3 separate regions of the Homo sapiens genome follow, and all the other regions are linked to region 3. The links are chromatin contacts, found by Hi-C or POLR2A ChIA-PET in ENCODE. All regions are on one chromosome and are shown on one strand. Each heading gives the region's core, a stretch centred on a gene start or an enhancer-like site at or near the end of the contact. The rest is flanking DNA. Distances are from core to core; before and after follow the strand shown.

What was found. A loop is a pair of places that touch in the nucleus more often than their neighbours do. ChIA-PET counts read pairs that join two places held with the same protein, here RNA polymerase II (POLR2A). Pooled maps may share reads with other maps.
Region 1: a pooled map shows a loop between it and region 3 (2.2-fold over the local background). The contact joins two enhancer-like sites. A Hi-C loop is called at or near these places in 15 of 37 single-sample maps with no recorded cell type and 3 of 50 pooled maps.
Region 2: a loop to region 3 is called in a map of PC-9, with 2.3 times the contacts of the local background. The contact joins two enhancer-like sites. A Hi-C loop is called at or near these places in 1 of 168 maps with a recorded cell type or tissue (PC-9) and 1 of 37 single-sample maps with no recorded cell type. POLR2A ChIA-PET finds 5 or more read pairs at or near these places in 1 of 52 experiments (activated CD4-positive, alpha-beta T cell).

The regions. Positions count from the first base shown.
Region 1 is chr15:70,485,239-70,488,845 of GRCh38, forward strand. No RefSeq gene overlaps it. Among named protein-coding and RNA genes, the nearest start is that of LINC02205, 19 kb to the right of the region's middle. RefSeq lists an enhancer at 1,499-1,558. Within about 2 kb of position 1,378, at least 8 of the 41 ENCODE cell types and tissues checked have a DNase peak (open chromatin) inside an H3K27ac peak, as active enhancers do.
Region 2 is chr15:69,576,982-69,580,455 of GRCh38, forward strand. No RefSeq gene overlaps it. Among named protein-coding and RNA genes, the nearest start is that of PCAT29, 13 kb to the right of the region's middle. Within about 2 kb of position 2,035, at least 5 of the 41 ENCODE cell types and tissues checked have a DNase peak (open chromatin) inside an H3K27ac peak, as active enhancers do.
Region 3 is chr15:69,995,838-69,999,208 of GRCh38, forward strand. The region is part of intron 2 of LOC101929129 (a long non-coding RNA gene); the gene reads right to left. Among named protein-coding and RNA genes, the nearest start is that of MIR629, 82 kb to the right of the region's middle. Within about 2 kb of position 1,487, at least 2 of the 41 ENCODE cell types and tissues checked have a DNase peak (open chromatin) inside an H3K27ac peak, as active enhancers do.

The sequences.
Region 1 (3,607 bases), core at 128-2,627, 490 kb after region 3:
CAAGTGTATTTGTCATTCAGACAAACCCACTGCCGTTCCAGTGTGGACTCCAGAGTGCTATCCCCACTGTGTTGACTCAAGATTTTGGGGTGTTTTGTTTCAGTGGCACCTCCATATGTCATATTGCCCATTTCTCTTCTGCTCAAGACAGTGAGGTTGAAACTCCAAGCCTCATTACAGAGCATTTGCTGGGCTATCTCTGAACCATTGCACAGCCTTGCCTCCTGTAGAGAAGAGGTACAACCCAAGTGTCCCACAATGGATAATTAGATAAAGATACCATGATATCTTTATCTATCTATCTATACACACACACACACATACACACACACACACACACACACACACACACAATGGAATTCCATTTAGCCATAAAAAAAAATGGAATCCTGTCATTTGAAGCAATGTGGATGAACCTGGAGGACATTAAGTTAAGTGAAATAAGTCAGGCCCAGAAAGATACATACCACACAATCTCATTCATATGCAGAATCTAAAAAGTTGATCTCGTAGAAGTAGAGAGTAGAATGGTGGTTACTAGAGACTGGAGAGGAGAGGGCGAGGAGGCATGGTGAGAGGTTGGTCAATAGGTACAAAGCTACAATCAGGTAGCAGGAATAAGTTCTGCTGTTCTATTACACAGGAGGGTGACTATGGTTACAATATTATATTGTATATTTTAGAGTAGCTAGAAGAGAGGATTGTGAATGTTCTCACCACTAAGAAATGATAATGTACGCGGTGATAGATGTACCAAATACCCTGACTTGATCATTACAGAATGTATACATGTATAAAAACATCACACTGTACCCCATGAATATGTACAATTATTGTGTCAATTTAAAAATTAAAAATAAATAAGTAAATAAAGGCATGGACAATTAACAAGAAGACACAGCCAACTCACTCCCACCTTGCCCAGCTGGAAAGTGTTGAAAGATCCTGAGATTCTGATGCCATGAGCTCAGCTGCACAGGAGGGCATGGGAGAGAGAGGCGGAAGCAAAGTGTCCGGCAACTTCCCTTTGGGCCTCATCTTCTCCACTGAAAAATGGGTAGATCTGCCTCTGGGAAGGGTCATACAACTCCAAGCAGCTGGAGTCTACCTCCCTGCAGATAGTTCCTACCCAGGGGCAGCTATGAGCCTGGCCTGTGAAGTGGAGAGAGGGAAGAAATTCTTCTTGAGGTTGGACATTCTCAGCCCATGGCCACCATGTGTCAGCTGAAGGGAAGCAAGCCAGGGAGTTCAAATAGAGAAACAGGAAGAAAGCAAACCAACCCATCTCCCTGGTTTCCCCCACGCCGCTGCAATGCACTAGAGGATGAACCAGCTCGTTCTCTTCACTTCTTTTTCTCTTGGTGGTAGCGGTAGGGCCAGAGGGTGAGTAAGCCAGAAGGTTCCCCAGTGTGGTCTCGGTTAAGGTTACTGGATACTTGCTTCAGTCCCATGGGTGATGAGTTCAGTGTCAACTCACACCTACCCCACCCCACCCCTGGAGGCCCTCTCCTGGGTTTTTCTTTCCTCTCCCAAGTTCAAGTCAAAACATGGTCAACCCCCCACACTTCCCTCACCCCTGGCCCGGCCCAACCAGCCCCTAACCAGAGCACAGGGCGCAGTCCATAACCACATCTTGCAACATGATTCACTGCGTCTGTGGAGGGACTGATGCAATTGTGGGTGAGGAGTCATTTCTACTGATGGGGAAACCACAGCAACCTGGCCAGGGGTGGGAGGGCAATCCATGGGGACCTACCCTGAGACAGGCCGCGATCAAGAACCCTCAGCGTCCCCAGAGCAACCCAGCCACACCATGACTGAGGCCAGAGAGCAGAGGCCCAGGACATGCTGTCCTCCTGCGGAGAGGCAGTAGGCTGGGGGCCGGGAGGAAGGCAGGGGTCTTGGCAAGAGAGGGACTGTTCAAAGACAGCAACTCTTCCAGGAACCCCCAGAGTGATCCATCTTTCTCTGTGAGCAACATGGACGTGTGAGGTTCTTGGAGGAGGCCAGGAAACCACAAGCAGGAAAATCGCTTTCTCTGGGTGCTGGGTCCGTGCCTGGACCAAAGATTGAAGCCACATTGCTGCTCACTGCACTACATGGGAAGCACACACACATGCCTGGAGAGCATGTACTCCCACCGCCAGAGCAGGTGCCCAGGAGACACACAGAACTGAATCTGAAATTGCAGGGGCCCAGCAGCCTACATGCTGTGGCCTGGATCAGCTGGGCACACCTGCCTTGGGTGCCTGATCTACTGTTCATTTCCAATGCCCAGCTCAGCCACCTGCCCAGTGGACCCTGCGCTTATCCCTCTGGCTATGTGAGCTCAAGCCAGCAATTTCCCCTCTCTGGACTGCCCTCTCTCTCTTCCGAACCCTAGTGCTCACTTCTGCAACTTAGCAAGGGATTATATGATGCCCCGTGACAACACTTGCTCTTTCCCTGTGTTTCTATCTTATTTCTCCATTTTCATCATAAGCTATTCTAGACAGGGCTGGGCTAGCCTCGAGAAGTTATCCCTGCCCCACCTCTACTCACTGATCTTGACGCATCTCTGCAGAGGAGGTATTTTTACCCTATTCCACTGAAGAAGAAACTTAGGCCCAGGAGGTAATAGAGCCAACAAGGACACTAGTAAGGGGCAGACTTGGAGCTAAGACTCAAATGCGCTTCAAAACCCCTGCCCAGCATTCTCTCCAAACCCCAGCCACCTAACCCAATTCCTTCATGGAGTCTCCTGGTGAAGGGCCAAAGAGATGAGGATCTCTCCAGAAGGTACCAAGCAAGATGTAAATATGAGAGAGAATAACGTCTGACCTCCCAGATCTGCAGGTCACAGACCTACAGCTCCAAGATCCACATTTTTTAAAATGTGCCACCCCCCATCCTCACCGTCCCTTTGGCTCACAGTCTGGAGGCTCCCTGGAGCACCATAAAAGACAGAACTTAGCCATCCGTGTGCAAGCCTGACCCCTGGTGACCAGAACCTTGAACTGCATGGCCAACCAGGCAGGCCCAAGAAATTAAGAGATCTGGCACTCACTCACTTGCCCAGCAAACTTCTGACCAGCACGGAGCTTATGGATTAGGCCACATCTACCTACCCTTCAGCCCAGGTGACTCTGGAACCACAGGCAATGGAGCCTTATTAACCTAACCCCTCACATGGCTAGCACATATGTCCATGATGAGCATAACTCATGCATCATGAATCCCACAGCCACCTGGGAGGCAGATGAAGTCCTAGCCCCCATCTAGAGAGAAACAAACTGAGGCCAGAGCAGTGAAAGCAATGCTCTGAGACGTCACAGAATCAGTGACAGATGCTACGCTCAAACCTACAATTTTCTGACTTAAAATACCATCCCTTCCAATTTTCCTAACATCCCCACCCTCTGGTCACTAAGGGGCAAGAAAGAGATGAGGGAACATGGTTCCCAGGACACCCCACTTAAAACAAGCGGATTTTTCCAAAAAAAATAAATTTACTTAAAATAGATATACTTATTTAAAATAAAATACATGGAAGATAGCTTTCCCCCTTCTCTCAATCAATAGCCCAGAAGCACAAGATCCTTGACCTGAGAGATTTCAGGTCCAGAGG
Region 2 (3,474 bases), core at 785-3,284, 420 kb before region 3:
ACCATGACACTTTGCCAGGAGTGGCTGGATTCCCTGCACCTGCTGCTTTACTGTTGGCCTGTGTTTCAGTATTTACATTTCTCTGGATCATATAAGACCAAGGTCAGGTTAAGTCCATTACTCCTAACCCTAGTTGGCCCAAAGTCAAACAGAAGAGGTTGCCTGTGCACCTGCATCTCTGCCCTTCCTGCCTTCTCTAGGTGCTCTTAGCTCTGCATTTCTGCTCCTTCCTGCGGGGGCAGGAGGTTGGGCCTGACTCTGAAGCCCTAGTAGGGCCTGTCTTCCAGAAAGACAAGCACGTAGACACTGCAGGCAGCCACCTTGGGGTGGGGAAGGGAACACCCGCCTGGCATCTGGCTGTTCGCTGGGTGGGGATGCCTCTTTCTGCTGCCTTTGTTACCCTTTTCCCTCACCACTGCCAGCACTCAGGCTCCATAGTTAAAAGGCGGCACCAGGTTCTTCCCAGCAAGAACCTCAGGAGCTCTGGAGGCACCTTCTGGGTGGGGTTTGGTTGGATAAGCAAAGCATCTCCTTCAATCCTTCAGCCTCCATTCTGCTCAGTCCCTGGAAGGTCGGGTGGTAGCATGGGAGGAGGCCACCTCCTAAGCTTCCCCCGCCCTCCCCAGTGCCCCTGTTCCTCTGAGCTCTGGAGGTCACCAGGGCGCTGCGGAGCTCATTGCAAGCTGCCCTGGCTTGTTATCGGTCTTGAGAGACTCGTCTCTCTCTAGCTGCCTGTAAACCTCTGGGACCTGATGGATGGGTTTTGTTGTTTTCCTTCCCCCTGACTTGTTGGTGCTGTCACCTCCAGTCCCTGGTGGATGGACATCTTTTTATTCCAGCAAACCCACTACCTGTACTACCCATTCACTTAGTCATTCACTGAGGCTCACCATTGGCCATAAGATCACCAGGGCCTAGACACACAGAGGGGTGTGAGCACAGAACACAGTCCTTGCAGGGCTCTGGGTTTTGTAGGTGTGAGATGTGCCCGAGGCCTGCCAATTCACGGTGGCAAGTGCCCTGATGATGGCTGCACTGGCTCGTATGGGAACATTGCGGGAGGTGCATGGGGCCGCTTCTCAGAGGAGGCGATGTTTGAGCTGAATTGGAGGAAAAACAGTAAGGGTTCCCTAGATGGGGGTGGAGGGCTGGGAGAGAACTTTCTGGAAAGGGCACATCAGTCTGAGGGAAACACCTACATGCAGGCTGGCAGGTGAGAGGACAGAGTCCTTTCTGGGATCAGGACTGTTTGGGGCCACTGGAATAAGTGCAGGAGACTGGAGACAAGGCTGGGGAGAAGGCGGGACTTTGGTCATGGAGGTACTTGGAGTCTTTATCCTGTAGGTGGTGTGAAGACCAGAAAGGAGGCTGTTGCACTAGTTCAGGAAGAGAAGAGGAGGTGGGCGACAGAAGTAGAGGCAGCGCTCTGAGGGACCTTGGGCAGGTGGAAGCCACAAAACTGGATGGCCATGAGGGCAAGGTGAGGAGGAGGGGGAGGCGAGGAGGAGAGGGAGGCGAGGAGGAGGCGGAGGAGAGGAGGAGGGGGAGGCAAGGCCGACTCCAGGTCTCCTACTCAGGTGGCTCATGGCTCGGGGCCACTCGCTGCTCACCAATCCTGTGAGCAGAGGAGGAGCAGATATGGTGTAGGGTGCATATGTGAATCCAATTTTGGTGATGCTGAGGTTTGGATGCCCGAGGCCGCTCAGGAAAGGACATCCAACAAGCATTTGGTGTCAAGTTTGGCAAAGAGATCTCTTCTGGAGAATTGACTTGGGCACCATCGGCATTAGGCAGCATTTGGACCTCTGTGATGTAGATGACGTGATTAAACGGCAGTGTGTAAAGACAGGAAGAAGGCCTATGCAAGACCTCGGTACTGGCATAGGAGGGGCTAGGAGGGCAGGGTATGACGGAGGCTGAGAGGAGCACTGTGGAGAAGGAGCAGGTAACATGCTTGAGTGCTGCACAGACTGAGTCAGACAGGACTTGGTCTGACCACTGGCAGGAAGCCCGTTGGTGCCCTTGGCTTGAGTTCAATGGCAGAATGGCAGAAGAGGGTGTAGGCTGTGAAACTGACGCAGGAGAGGCAGGCTGCCGCAGCCACTCCTGACGGCACAGCTTTGAGCTCCGTGCTGGGTGTTCAGTGCTCGGGATAACACATGTGCAGTAAACATTTCTAGAATGACCCACTTTGGGGGTTGAAGAGACTTTTTTGTTTTTAAAATAGGTGGGACTTGAGCATCTCACCTCTCCCACCCCCCAGCCCCTGAAGTGAGTCAGAATCAGAAAGGTAATGGATAGGAAGTTTCCAGTTCTTATCCAGATCTGGAAATTCTGATCTAACCCGGGAAAAATGTTGAGGTCTGTTTAGAAAGACATGAGTGCTCCCTGGGGGCAAGAGAGCCTTTTCTCTGGGGCCTTTCCAGTAGCCCCAGCCTCACCGGTCACCTCCAGGTGGTGAGCTGGGCATTTAGGGAAGCCGTGCCTTTTGGCGCTAAGCTGCTGTTTTTGCAAGACTGGGCGGCTGGAGATCCTTTCTCAAGTCAGCAGCCATCCCAGGGAAGAAGGACCAGAGTAGGAGTGCTGGGCTAGGATCCTGGTCCAAGCTCTGCCATTATCGTATGTGAAACAGTCATCTCTCTGGGCTTCAGTTTTTCCATCTGCAAAGCAAGAATTCCAACACTACATTCACAGGAGTATCTGAAGGATAAGATGAGATAATAGATGCAGAGGTGATGTGAAAAGTAGGAAGTGCTTTACATGTGCCAGTTTTCTTCATTCATTCACTCTCATTCACGCATGTACTAATTTAGCAAAAAATGATGAAGCATCCATTAGATGCTATAATTGCAAATTGCTAAGTGTTCAGGGCAGAGCAAGTGGACAGACTTTGTAACAAAAGCCTGCTTTTGACTATTTTATCCCTGCCCCCACTGTCTGCAGAAGAAAGAGAAGGGTAGAGCTGATGGGTCAGTGGGCATCTGTGCCCTAGGCTGGGGGTCATCACTAGCCCTCATTTTGCCCTGCAATCAGTAGACTCTGTGCGTGGGATTCTGTGATGGGAGGAATTTTCTACCCTCTTTGTTCTGGTAGGGAAGAGTTTACAATGAGTAGGGTCAAGGGTTGTTTTCTGCTTTGTAGTGTTGATTCCAGAGGCTGCCTCATCTGTTGTCTGGCAGCAACGGCACACTGGCCATTGACATGGGCAAAGGTCACTGTACTGAGATGTGAGTGCAACAGAATCATGGGGCAGCTTTAGCAGACCATCATCAGAGACAGCTCAGTGGATGCAGCTGCCTTCTGAGGATAAAAGATTTGGATTCAACTCGGGTGGGTGAACTTGGACAAGGTGCTTAACCTTACCAAGACTCAACTTCCCTATCTGTAATAGGGGACTCTTAATACCTACCCTTTATGCTTGGTGAAGATAAAGTGAGAGTCATGAGAGAATGTCCTCCTCTCCTTCTTCCATTG
Region 3 (3,371 bases), core at 237-2,736:
ACCCACTGGTGAGGCTGCAGAGGAGACAGTGAACCAGTGCACCCATCACTGGCCACGGCACAGGGGTGGGAGATGTGACTCAAGCAGGGCCTGCAGAGCCCTTCCTAGGGACTTTTCAATTGGGAACTAAGGAAAGAGAGTCTTTTCCCCTTGTTGGCAAAACTGGAAATCTATGGCTGGGAATTATGAGCAGTCCGGTGCTCGGTCTCAGAGAGTGACACTGACATGGGTGAAAGACCCTGAGAGCCACGCTGGTGACAGCAGCTGATGGAGCCCATTGCCCCTGCTCTTTCTGTAGGTGAATCCCACAGCTCAGTCAATCTCCCCTTTTGCCTGATTGGTTTGAAGTGGATGCCAGAATTGTAACTGAGAATCCAAACTACTATCTCCAAATTGAGTCTGGTAACCTTAGACAGAGGCTGGCCTCTTATGTGCCCATTCTGTGTCAGCATTTGGGGGAAGGTAAAAAACAAACAAACAATGAAACAAAACAATCAGCCTGGCTTATCTGAATACGCACAACACCGCAGAGACGGCGCCAGTGGAGGCATGCCTCAGACCACGCCATTAACAGAGGCCCCAAAAGTTCTCAGCCCCGTCTCCATCCCACAGCACAGAACTGCTCCAGTGGAGTGAACCAGTCAGGGTGGCCTCGACTGACCTCTGCTACCTGCTGGTGTGTACACAGTCTCGACTCGAGCCCCCTCAAAGCCCGCGTGAGAAAGCAGGTGCTGCCTGCCTGCTCCATATTATTAGAATTCATTTCCATATGTTCCTTTCATCTTCTCTCCAGGATAATTGTTCTTCTGGGGCTCAGGGCGTGGGAGGGCAGGAGGTGCACACTCCTGTTTATCAACTCACTAAATGCCTGCTTTAAATTAAAACCCACACCACATGCTGGCTCACACAGGAATAATATTAAGACCAACTGTTTTCCTGCCTCCTGCTATCAATGCCAAACTGATTTAAACCCGCGTTTCCTTTCCATCTAGGGACATCCATTCTGGAAGTATCTAGCAATAACCTAGTTCCTACAGCTCCCAATCCTTTTTTTTTTTTTCTTTTCTCTTCTCTTTTTTTTTTTTTTTCTCTTTTGAAAGACCCTCCTGCACTTAAGAGGACACACAGCCTGAAAGATCCTTTTATACCCTTTACTGTCAGCCAAACCCTAGTCCAAACAGTGTGTCTGTTTAATCAGTCAACAAGCCATTATTGTACCTTCTCAGTGCCAGGCCCGGTGCTAAGTCCTTCATATACATAGTCTCATCTAATCTGATCTAATCCTCCCAATAAACCTGAGAGAGGTATTATCATCCCTTTCCAGAGGAGAAGCAGAGGTCTGGAGAGGAAGAGCGACCTGCTCAAGGTTAGGTGGCTGCGGGCGGTGGAGCTGGCAGTCCTGCCCATGCTATCTCACTTCGGAGCCCCGCCCTCTGCCCAGCGGCTGGCCACCAATCTGCTCTCCATTATCCCAGCTGCTCCTCTCACCCCACCTGTGGCCAATAGGCCGGGATCATTGCCTGTTCTGTACGCACACGGGATCCAGACTGCACTGGCAGTTACTCACCTAGAGTGATTTCATCAACAGGAAGGATTCTGCTGCTGAGGCAAAATCCACTTCAACGGCCTTCCTTTGACTGAGGTGAGCCCACTAATCCTCTGGGTTAAAACATATGATCCTGTTCTATGGTGAGTAGTTCTATGCAAACCTAGCCCCAAAGCCTAAGGAAGCTGAGAGGCCAAAGAAAGAGGCCAAGAAACCCAGGTTCTCAGAAAGAAACATTTAATAGGGACTCACGAACAACCCATGTCTTGGGTGGCTGCAAGGCGCAATGGTGGACGCCTGCACTGCTACCCCCAGACCCAGGGCTCGTATGCCATAGGGAATTTGCCTAAGGGCAGGATTTATAGTAAGTATGTGTTTATGGTAACATCAAGGTTGTTTTGATCTAAGGGCAGGATTTACAGCAACTACATGAAAGTAGAGATCTTAGAGGCTTTCCTGGAGCTGGGGTTAATCAGAAGTCAGCATGGCACATTAGCATCCAAGATGGAGTCACTTCAGCCTCCACAGGTCCTCAGACATCCCCTTTAAAATGCACCTGCTGTCAGTGTAGTCAGTGCAAAACAAACAGCCCCAACATTTAGTAGCTTCAAACAACCACCATTCTATTTCCTCATTCTTCTGTGGGCCAGTAGTTTGGGCTGGGCTCTTCTGGGCGGGTCTTCTGCTGGTCTTGTCTGGAGTCACTCATGCAGCTACACTCATCTGGCAGCTCGCCCATGGCTGCTCCTCATTGCTGCCAGGGGCTCCAAGGGAACAACAGTGGAAGCTGCAGGACCTCTTGAGGTCTGGGCTCAGAAGCTCCATGACATAACTTCCTCTGCATTCAATTGGTCAGTGCAAGTCGCAAGAGGCAGAGAAATCCACTTCACCTCTTACTGGGATAAAGGGTGTACATACCGGTATTGGGGGGAATTTGTGCCCATTTTTTTGCAAGCTGCCACACTTGGGAAGGTTGGTGAATTAAGGTGTCTCTAAAGCAGGTCTTCTCAGTCTTGGCACTGCCGACATGTTGGGACGGATGATTCAGGGGATTCCTGCTTTGGGGGACTGTCCTGTGTAATGCAGGTTTAGCAGCACCTCTGGCCTCTACTAGCTGTCAGTAGCACTGCCCCAGTGGGGACACACAAAAATGTCTCCAGACATCAGCTAATGCCTCCATGGAATGGGAGTATTGTCTCTGTTTGCTGACCATTGCTCTAAAGCAAGGGCCCCAGAGAAGTTGCTTCCCGAGCCTCTTGCAGTGGCTCCCCTTGGGCCCCATGATGGGCTCTCCTCAGTGCGGGCCAGCCGGAGGAGAGGGGGCTTTGAGAGTGAGAGGCAGGAGGTACAGTTTAGAAACACAGCCCCTGTGTTTTGCCAGCCCTACCTCAGCACAGCACTCACGGCCAGGCCAGGGCCAGGGGAGCGTGTCTTGGTCCCACCAGCCCACGGGGCAAAGGGCCCTGCTGAGGCAGGTCCAACTCTGGACTCTGCTCTCATCACCCCCAACTTCCTGCCACTCCCCAGCCCCACTGTGTGCTCCCCAAACTTCATTCAGCCACCTTTCCACGGGGCTGCCTCGCCAGCTCACACAGCAAGGCCAGGAGTGAGTCCAGCTCTGACAGCCTGGGCCTCACACTTGCCAGCTCCTGCCAGCGCTCTCCATAGGCAGTCGAGGACTCCTGAGTGGACTGACTGCTGGAACCACAGGCCTGCGGCCCACCTGGCCATGGGCAGCACCACCACCTGAGAAAACCTCGGCCTGTCTGCCGGCAAACACAGCTGGATCCACTTTCCATCCATATCCAGAATCTGACCACCTCCC